2 separate regions of the Homo sapiens genome follow, and region 2 is linked to region 1. The links are chromatin contacts, found by Hi-C or POLR2A ChIA-PET in ENCODE. All regions are on one chromosome and are shown on one strand. The core of a region is the stretch at or near the end of the contact, and the rest is flanking DNA. Distances in the headings are between cores, read along the strand shown. Region 1 overlaps TGIF2-RAB5IF (TGIF2-RAB5IF readthrough). Region 2 overlaps MTCL2 (microtubule crosslinking factor 2).

The links. Hi-C counts contacts between places; a loop is a spot of excess contacts on that map. ChIA-PET counts read pairs that join two places held with the same protein, here RNA polymerase II (POLR2A). Pooled maps may share reads with other maps.
Region 2: a loop to region 1 is called in a pooled map, with 3 times the contacts of the local background. The contact joins two enhancer-like sites. A Hi-C loop is called at or near these places in 1 of 50 pooled maps. POLR2A ChIA-PET finds 5 or more read pairs at or near these places in 4 of 52 experiments (GM12878, RWPE1, WTC11 and 1 more).

What each region holds. Positions count from the first base shown.
Region 1 is chr20:36,593,812-36,598,324 of GRCh38, reverse strand. All of the region lies in intron 2 of TGIF2-RAB5IF (TGIF2-RAB5IF readthrough), which reads right to left. It overlaps TGIF2 (TGFB induced factor homeobox 2), which reads right to left. Exons shown (of 3, transcript NM_021809.7): 3 at 4,375-4,513. Among named protein-coding and RNA genes, the nearest start is that of RAB5IF, 9.7 kb to the left of the region's middle. RefSeq lists an enhancer at 2,237-2,606. Within about 2 kb of position 2,429, at least 8 of the 41 ENCODE cell types and tissues checked have a DNase peak (open chromatin) inside an H3K27ac peak, as active enhancers do.
Region 2 is chr20:36,790,000-36,794,512 of GRCh38, reverse strand. It overlaps MTCL2 (microtubule crosslinking factor 2), which reads left to right. Exons shown (of 15, transcript NM_080627.4): 14 at 1-1,264. Among named protein-coding and RNA genes, the nearest start is that of DSN1, 18 kb to the right of the region's middle. Within about 2 kb of position 1,904, at least 2 of the 41 ENCODE cell types and tissues checked have a DNase peak (open chromatin) inside an H3K27ac peak, as active enhancers do.

The DNA.
Region 1 (4,513 bases), core at 1,180-3,679:
ACAATCTCAACTCACTGCAACCTCCACCTCCTGGGTTCAAGCAATTCTCCTGCCTCAGCCTCCGGAGTAGCTGGGACTACAGGCACCTGCCACCATGCTCAGCTAATTTTTGTATTTTGTAGAGATGGGGTTTTGCCACGTTTGCCAGGCTGGTCTCAAGCTCCTGACCTTGGGTGATCCACCCGCCTCGGCCTTCCAAAGTGATGGAATTACAGGTATAAGCCACTGCATCTGGCTACATTCGTTTTCATCCAAAACCTGGCTGGGCTTTTAACCATTAACCATTATGCTAAACTCTTCTCTTTTTATACCTTTACTTGCAATTTCTCTACATCGTGTGTGGATTACTTTGGTAATTAAAATGGTAGGGCTACACTTGACCTTCAAGTTACCATAGCCTCCTGGGAGCAAAGACGTCAGATGGTTCAGAGACCCTTCTTCCTCTCATCTTGTAACTTTGAAAGACAAAGAGTTGCTACTTTCCCAGCCCAGTAGTTTCCTGGGGATAGGTCAGTGTCCTGATAATGAATGGTGAAGGTCTCTGGAGCAAGATCATCAGAATCTCATGTGGCATCAGTGAAGAATGCAGATTCCTGCCCAGACTCTCTGGGCGTGAGGTCTGGGAATATGCATCTTTGTAAGCTTTCCTGATGATCTTGATGGATATTTAGGCTTGAGAATTACTTCTCTGGGTAATTAGGCCCAATTCTGCCACTTAAAAGCTGTGTGGTATGGGGTAAGTTATTTTACAGGTTGTTTTTCCCTCAGCTGTGTGCTGAGCAAGGATAGATAGTAACGTATAGATTATCCTATTTCATCCTCCCAAGAGGTAAGTATTACTATTCCCACTTTATTGATGATGAAAACTGAAGTTTGGAGTAGTGAACTGTCTTGCCTATGGTCATGACAGCTAATCAGTGACAGACCAAGAATTTGAAACCAGGCTTGGGTCATAGAGAAATGCCTTTGAAATCAGTAACACTGACAGCAGTGATGGTTATTTCTGCATCCTTCGAGTGCCACACCTTATCCTCTGCAGCTCTAGTGCATAACATAGCAAGGATACAGCCATACAAGGCAGACCTGGCCTCTGCCATATGGAGTTTTCATGTAGCAGCTTTCTTTTCTTTTTTTTTTTTTTGAGACGGAGTTTTGCCTTGTCACCCAGGCTAGAGTACAGTGGTGCGATCTCGGCTCACTCCAACCTCTGCCTCCCGGGTTCAAGCGATTCTCCTGCCTCAGCCTCCCGAGTAGCTGGGATTACAGGTGCCTGCCACCGCGCCAGGCTAATTTTTGTAATTTTAGTAGAGATGGGGTTTCACCATCTTGGCCAGGCTGGTCTCGAACTCCTGACCTCGTGATCTACCAGCCTTGGCCTCCCAAAGAGCTGGGATTACACGTATGAGCCACCGTGCCCAGCCCATGTAGCAGCTTTCAAGCTAGACTGTACTTTTAAAATCCAGAGTCCTCAGTCTTACCCCAGAGATGCTTATTCCTAGGGCTAAGTTGAGGCAAAAAAAAAAAAAAAAAAAAAAAAAAAGGTTCTAAGCCTGGGGGCCATGGAGAAACTACCATTCAAAAACAGTGGAAAGGAAGAGGACTTCCCTGACCACCCATCTAGAGGATGGCAGATCCCCTCCCCACCAATCACTACCATTACCTTTATTTTATTTTATTTTATTTTTGAGACAGAGTCTCACTCTGTCGGCCAGGCTGGAGTGCAGCGGCGCCATCTCAGCTCACTGCAACCTCCGCCTCCCTGGTTCAAGTGATTCTTCTGCCTCAGCCTCCCAAGTAGCAGGGACTACAAGCATGCACCACCACGCCACCCGGCCACCTTTTTAAACAAAACAAAACAAAAAAAATATTAATGCAAAGTCCAAAATCGATACCCAAAAGCTTGAAGCATCATCTTAGCCCTATTAAGAACAAGGGTATAGGCTGAGTGCGGTGGCTCACGTCTGTAATCCCAGCACTTTGGGAGGCTGAGGCAGGCGGATCATGAGGTCAGGAGTTTGAGACCAGCCTGACCAACATGGTGAAACCCCGTCTCTACTTAAAATACAAAAATTAGCCAGGGGTGGTGGTGCGTGCGTGTAATCCCAGCTACTCAGGAGGCTGAGACAGGAGAATCACTTGAACCCAGGAGACGGAGGTTGCAGTGAGCCGAGATTGCACTGCTGCACTCAAGCCTGGGCGACAGAGCAAGAATCTGTCTCAAAAAAAAAAGAACAAGGGTATAGAGAGGCGGCCAGGCTATACATAGCCAGCCCAAAGAGACAGCGGGTATTCACGACCAGGGCAGATACATTTAAAAGCTGTTTCCTGAATGAGACTCTAATAAAAAAGGTGGATGTCCTTAGATCATGTTCCCAGCGTCACAGGAGGGGCCCTAGCCACATTATCCCGCAGTTCACTTTCATTATCTAGAGTGCTTGCTCACTCCAGGGCTCATTTGAAGCTTGATGCAGAAGACACTTTTGGTTTCAGTTCCTTTTATTTTTTTTTGAGACAGTCTCGCTCTGTCGCCCAGGCTGGAGTGCAGTGGCATGATCTCGGCTCACTGCAACCTCCGCCTCCAGGGTTCAAGCGATTCTCCTGCCTCAGCCTCCCGAGTAGCTGGGATTACAGGGGTGCGCCATTCCCACCCCACCAATTTTTGTATTTTTAGTAGAGACGGGGTTTCACCATGTTGGCTAGGCTGGTCTTGAACTCCTGACCTCAAAAGTGATCTGCCCGCCTCAGCCTCCCAAAATGCTGGAATTACAAGCATGAGCCACCACGCCCGGCCGATGTGAATTGAATATTAAACTTACTTTGAAAAGCTGTAACAGCATGTGCCTATTCTGCTGAGCTCCAGGGCCAAGTGTGCAGTTTGAGAGATACTGAGAGAGAAATGGGGGAAAATCAGGACCTTGGGTGAATGGCTGAGGGAGCTGAGGCTCTTTAATCTGGGAAACTTGAGTGGGGAGGCTCTCTCTCCAAATTCCTGAAGGAGAGTGACCTGTAGGAGAGACCACCAAGATTTCATTCACAGAAGAAACTTCTTGTGCTGAGCCCACAGCACTGTTCTAGACAGCTAGATGATACTATGTTAGTAAGTGACCACTATATTACTTCAGGTAGGTTCTGGGCAGACCTGAGTGACCCTGAAGGAAAACAGACTTGAATTTGAATTCGAGCTCCATATTTATATGGGCTATATGAGTTCAGGCAAGTATCTGAAATCCCTACTCAGTTTCTCTTTTTTTTTAGAATAAAAAAAAATTAAAAAAACGATGGGGTCTTGGGGTCTCATTCAGTCACCCAGGCTGGAGTGCAGTGGTCCAATCACAGCTCATTGCAGCCTCAAACTCCCAGGCTTAAGTGATCCTCCAGCCTCAGCCTTGGAGTAGCTGGGACTGTAGGCACAAGCCACAGCCCACTCAGTTTCTTTACCTAGGGCATCTCACTTTCATGTGTGTGTGTACAAAAATTAAGAAATTGGGGCTGGGCACAGTGACTCACGCCTGTAATTGCAGCACTTTGGGAGGCCGAGGTGGGTGGATCACGAGGTCAGGAGATCGAGATCATCCTGGCCAACACGGTGAAACCCCGTCTCTACTAAAAAATACAAAAAATTAGCCGGGCATGGTGGCGCACTCCTGTAGTCCCAGCTATTTGGGAGGCTGAGGTAGGAGAATCACTTGAACCTGGGAGGCGGAGGTTGCAGTGAGCCAAGATTGTGCCACTGCACTCCAGCCTAGCAAGAGAGAGAGACTCCGTTTCAAAAAAAAAAAAAAAAAAAAGAGACTGAACATAGCACAGACCCAGACCCAGGCACACTCAACCAAACTCAGTTTCCCACTGTTGCAGACCTTGGTTTTTATAGTTTGGGCTGCAGTTAGTGTATTGTCATTTCAGTATGGCAGAAACGTATTAACAGCTAGTTTAAGCAAAAAGGGGAATTCACTAGCTTACATAATAGAGAAGTTTACAGGTGGTCCTGGTTTCAGACATGACTGGAGCTTCCATCTCATAGCTGCTTCTCTCTGTGCCGGGTTCACACTGCAGTCATGCTTGTTTCTTACCGAGAGAGGGGGAGGACAAAGTTGCCAGTTCCTCAAGGTTACATCCTCACCACTTAGCAACCCCAGAGCTTAACTGTTGATTCCAGGGAAGACTGGCCCAATGTGAGATGCAAATGCCCCCTTTACCCTGAGTTGAATGGGATACAGAATGGAGCTGGTGAAAGGGAATGGGGGTACAGCGTGCACAGAACTCACAGCTGGCTACTAGAGGGAGAGTAAAAGATGTAAAGCAAAATAAGAAGCCAGTGACTGCTTTGTCTTCAAGCCTGGGCCCTGAGCCCTGGTGGATCAATCAAGAACCCTGTTTCTGCTTAAAAAAACAAAAAAAAATTTTATTTGACAAAAGACAAAAAAGTTATTTACAGTAGTTTTTGCTCAAATAATTCAATGGGACAACTGTGCTTCTCCTCCAGGTTTATCTTACAACCAAACCCAAGCAGAGT
Region 2 (4,513 bases), core at 655-3,154, 200 kb before region 1:
GCTGCCTAACAACCCTGCCTTTGGCTTTGTGAGCTCCGAGCCAGGGGATCCAGAGAAAGACACCAAGGAGAAGCCTGGGCTCTCGTCGAGGGACTGCAACCACCTGGGTGCCCTGGCCTGCCAGGACCCCCCAGGGAGGCAGATGCAGCGCAGCTACACGGCTCCTGACAAGACGGGCATCCGAGTCTACTATAGTCCCCCGGTGGCCCGGCGCCTCGGAGTCCCTGTGGTTCATGACAAAGAGGGCAAGATCATTATCGAGCCCGGCTTCCTCTTCACCACAGCCAAGCCCAAAGAGTCGGCCGAGGCTGATGGGCTGGCTGAGAGCTCCTATGGTCGGTGGCTCTGCAACTTCTCACGGCAGCGCCTGGACGGAGGCTCAGCGGGCAGCCCCTCGGCGGCCGGGCCTGGCTTCCCAGCGGCCCTGCATGACTTTGAGATGTCAGGCAACATGAGTGATGACATGAAGGAGATCACCAACTGTGTGCGCCAGGCCATGCGCTCCGGCTCACTGGAGAGGAAAGTGAAGAGCACATCCAGCCAGACGGTGGGCCTGGCCAGTGTGGGCACACAGACCATCCGCACGGTCAGCGTGGGCCTGCAGACCGACCCACCCCGCAGCAGCCTCCATGGCAAGGCCTGGTCACCCCGCAGCTCTTCGCTCGTGTCTGTGCGCAGCAAGCAGATCTCCTCCTCCCTGGACAAGGTCCATTCGCGCATCGAGCGGCCCTGCTGCTCCCCCAAGTATGGCTCACCAAAGCTCCAGAGGCGGTCTGTGTCCAAGCTGGACAGCAGCAAGGACCGCAGCCTGTGGAACCTGCACCAGGGCAAGCAGAACGGCTCGGCCTGGGCCCGCTCCACCACCACGCGGGACAGCCCTGTATTGAGAAACATCAACGATGGACTCTCCAGCCTCTTCAGTGTGGTGGAGCACTCAGGGAGCACGGAGTCTGTCTGGAAACTAGGCATGTCTGAGACGCGGGCCAAGCCCGAGCCTCCCAAGTACGGCATTGTGCAGGAATTCTTCCGTAATGTGTGTGGCCGGGCACCGAGCCCCACCTCATCAGCAGGAGAGGAGGGCACCAAGAAGCCAGAGCCCCTCTCCCCAGCCAGCTACCATCAGCCAGAGGGTGTGGCCAGGATCCTGAACAAGAAGGCAGCCAAGTTGGGCAGCAGTGAGGAGGTCAGACTCACCATGCTCCCCCAGGTGGGGAAGGATGGTGTCCTCCGGGACGGAGATGGAGCCGTGGTCCTTCCCAATGAGGTAGGTGGGTGGGATCTGTCCTTTCTCTTAGTAGGTGGAGTTAGTATATAAGGTCCAAGCTCTTTTGGTTTTTAAGTTCAGAGATATGGGCCGAGGTGGGTGGATCGCCTGAGATCAGGAGTTCAAGACCAGTCTGGCCAACATGGTGAAACCCCATCTCTACTAAAAATACAAAAATTGGCCAGGCGTGGTGGCATGCACCTGTTGTCCCAGCTGCTCTGGAGGCTGAGGTAGGAGAATCACTTGAACCCAGTAGGCGGAAGTTGCAGTGAGCTGAAATTGTGCTATTGCACTCCAGCCTGGGTGACAGACTAAGACTCCGTCTCACCAAAAAAAAAAAATTATCTATCTGTCTGTCTGTCTGTCTGTCTGTCTGTCTGTCTGTCTGTCTATCTATCTATCTATCTATCTATATATCTATATATATAAAATAAAAATTCAGGGATATGGCCATGTGTTCCAGGAAGTTCTTATGCTGGTCTAGGATAGAGTTGGAAGGTCCCAGACCTGGAACAACACAGACCTGATGGTCACATGGTCTGAATTCCAAGAGACTAGTGAGCATGGCTTAACTAGCAGCTTTTGCTCCACCCACCAGAGACTGCCAGCATCCCCTCCAGGGAAGGGGCCTTACTGCTCTCCTGCCACCCAGTGGTGTGCTAGAGCCAGCTTGTTTGGCTTGCAGGAGCCAATTGTCAGCATCTCTGTGGGTTTTTTTTTTTTTATTGTTTTTGTTTTTGTTTTGAGAGAAGTCTCGTTCTTGTCCCCCAGGCTTGAGTGCAATGACTCAATCTCGGCTCACTGTAACCTCCGCCTCCTGGGTTCAAACAATTCTGTCTCTGCCTCCCAAGTAGCTGGGATTAAGGCACCTGCCACCATGCCCGGCTAATTTTTGTATTTTTTAGTAGAGACGGGGTTTCACCATGTTGGCCAGGCTGGTCTCGAACTCCCGACCTCAAGTGATCCGCCCACCTTGGCCTCCCAAAGTGTTAGGATTACAGGCGTGAGCCACCGCGCCTGGCCACATCTCTGTGTTTAACATCACCTTGGTACCTTGAGATTGGCCACAGTGGGAGGATTTACAGCATAAAAATTGGTAAACACTACAAATCGGGGCTCCTCCTATCACTCCTGGAAAACTAATTGTTAAACATTAGCGGGCATACCACTTCTCCACCCCATCAAGACTTCACACCTAAGTGCTCACATTTCCTCTGAGAATCTTTCACACCCCACTCCTGCTATCAGTTTCTTATAAGTTAATTAGTAAACCTTATTTGAATGTTAGTGAGCATTATTTGAATGTGTTAGAATGTGCATAAGTTAACTTTGCAGAAAGGGAAGGAAATGTATTTGAAGGATGGCATGTTTTATAAAACCCAAGAGTAGGAACCTGACAACCTCAGCAGCTTCTCCCTGTCTTCCTCTCCTCTCTTTAAGCTTCACCCTCTCTGATATCATATTCCTCCTTTTTCTCTGTTTCTCTCTCTGTTGCATTTGCACAAGGACTGGGTGGGCTGTCCCAGCTCTGACTTTACAACATCTTCCAGTTCAAGCCCCTAGGAGAGACTGACACAAATCCCTGTCTCCCAATTCCACATTTCTGAAAGAAGGAAACTCTGATTGGTGCAGCTAGAGGCGAGTGTACCCCTTGGTCCAGTCTATGGCTGGGAGTGGTACCATGTGGTCTGCTGTGGGGCACAGAGACATGAGAAGGGCTGTGTGTGGAATGGGCTGTGATAGACTCAAACATTCTACTTTTCTATTATTGTACGTTTAGGTGGTTTCTAGTTTGTCCCTACTGCAAATAATGCTGTGGTGAACATCTTGGTGCAAAATCATTTTTTTACATTTCAGACTATTTCCTTAGGTATAAGTTGCAGAAATGAGATTAAAGGATAATAGAATATAAATGTGGCCGGGCGCGGTGGCTCATGCCTGTAATCCCAGCACTTTGGGAGGCCGAGGCGGGTGGATCACAAGGTCAGGAGTTTGAGATCAGCCTGGCCAATATGGTGAAACCCTGTCTGTACTAAAAATACAAAAATTAGCCGGGCATAGTGGTGGTCACCTGTAGTCCTAGCTACTCAGGAGGCTGAGGCAGGAGAATCGCGTGAACCCAGGAGGCGGAGGCTGCAGTGAGCTGAGATGGTACCACTGCACTCCAGCCTGGGTGACAGAGTGAGACTCCATCTCCACACAAAAAAAAAAATATAAATGTTTTAAAGTTATTTGATAAATACTGCCAAATTGTTTTTCAAAAGTGTGCCATATCTACAGCTTCCAGCAGTGTGTGGCGAGTGCGTTACTTTTCTATACTCTCACTCAGCTGGCTGACATTTAAAAACATCTTTTAAATATTTATTCCTTTTTTGGCCAGGTGCAATGGCTCATGTCTCTAATCCCAGCACTTTGGGAGACTGAGGTGGGCAGATCACTTGAGCTAGGAGTTCAAGACCAGTCTGAGCAACATGGTGAGAGCTCATCTCTACATTAAAAAAAAAAAAAAAGAGGCCAGGCATGGTGGCTTACGCCTGTAATCCTAGCACTTTGGGAGGCCGAGGCAGGTGGATTGCCTGAGCTCAGGAATTTAAGACCAGCCTGGGCAACACAGTGAAACCCCATCTCTACTAAAAAATACAAAAAATTAGCCAGGCGTGGCAGCATGCGCCTATAGTCCCAGCTACTCGGGAGGCTGAGGCAGGAGAATTGCTTGAAGCCGGGAGGTGGAGGTTGCAACAAGCTGAGACCACGCCACTGCACTCTAGCCTGGGCAACAGAGCAAGACTCCATCTTTTAAAAAAAAAAAAAAAAAAAAAAGGGCCAGGCGTGGTGGCTCACACCTGTAATCCCAGCACTTTGGGAGGCCGAGAGAGGTGGATTGCTTGAAGCCAGGAGTTTGAGACCAGCCTGGCCAACGTAGCAAAACCCTGTCTCTACTTAAAAAATACAAAAATTGGCCGGGCGCAGTGGCTCACGCCTGTAATCCCAGCACTTTGGGAGGCTGAGGTGGGTGGATCATGAGGTCAGGAGATCGAGACCATCCTGGCTAACACAGTGAAACCCCGTCTCTACTAAAAATACAAAAAGTTAGCCAGGCGTGGTGGCAGGCGCCTGTAGTCCCAGCTACTCGGGAAGCTGAGGCAGGAGAATGGCATGAACCCGGGAGGCGGAGCTTGCAGTGAGCCGAGATCGCGCCACTGCACTCCAGCCTGGGTGACAGAGCGAGACTCCATCTCAAAAAAAAAA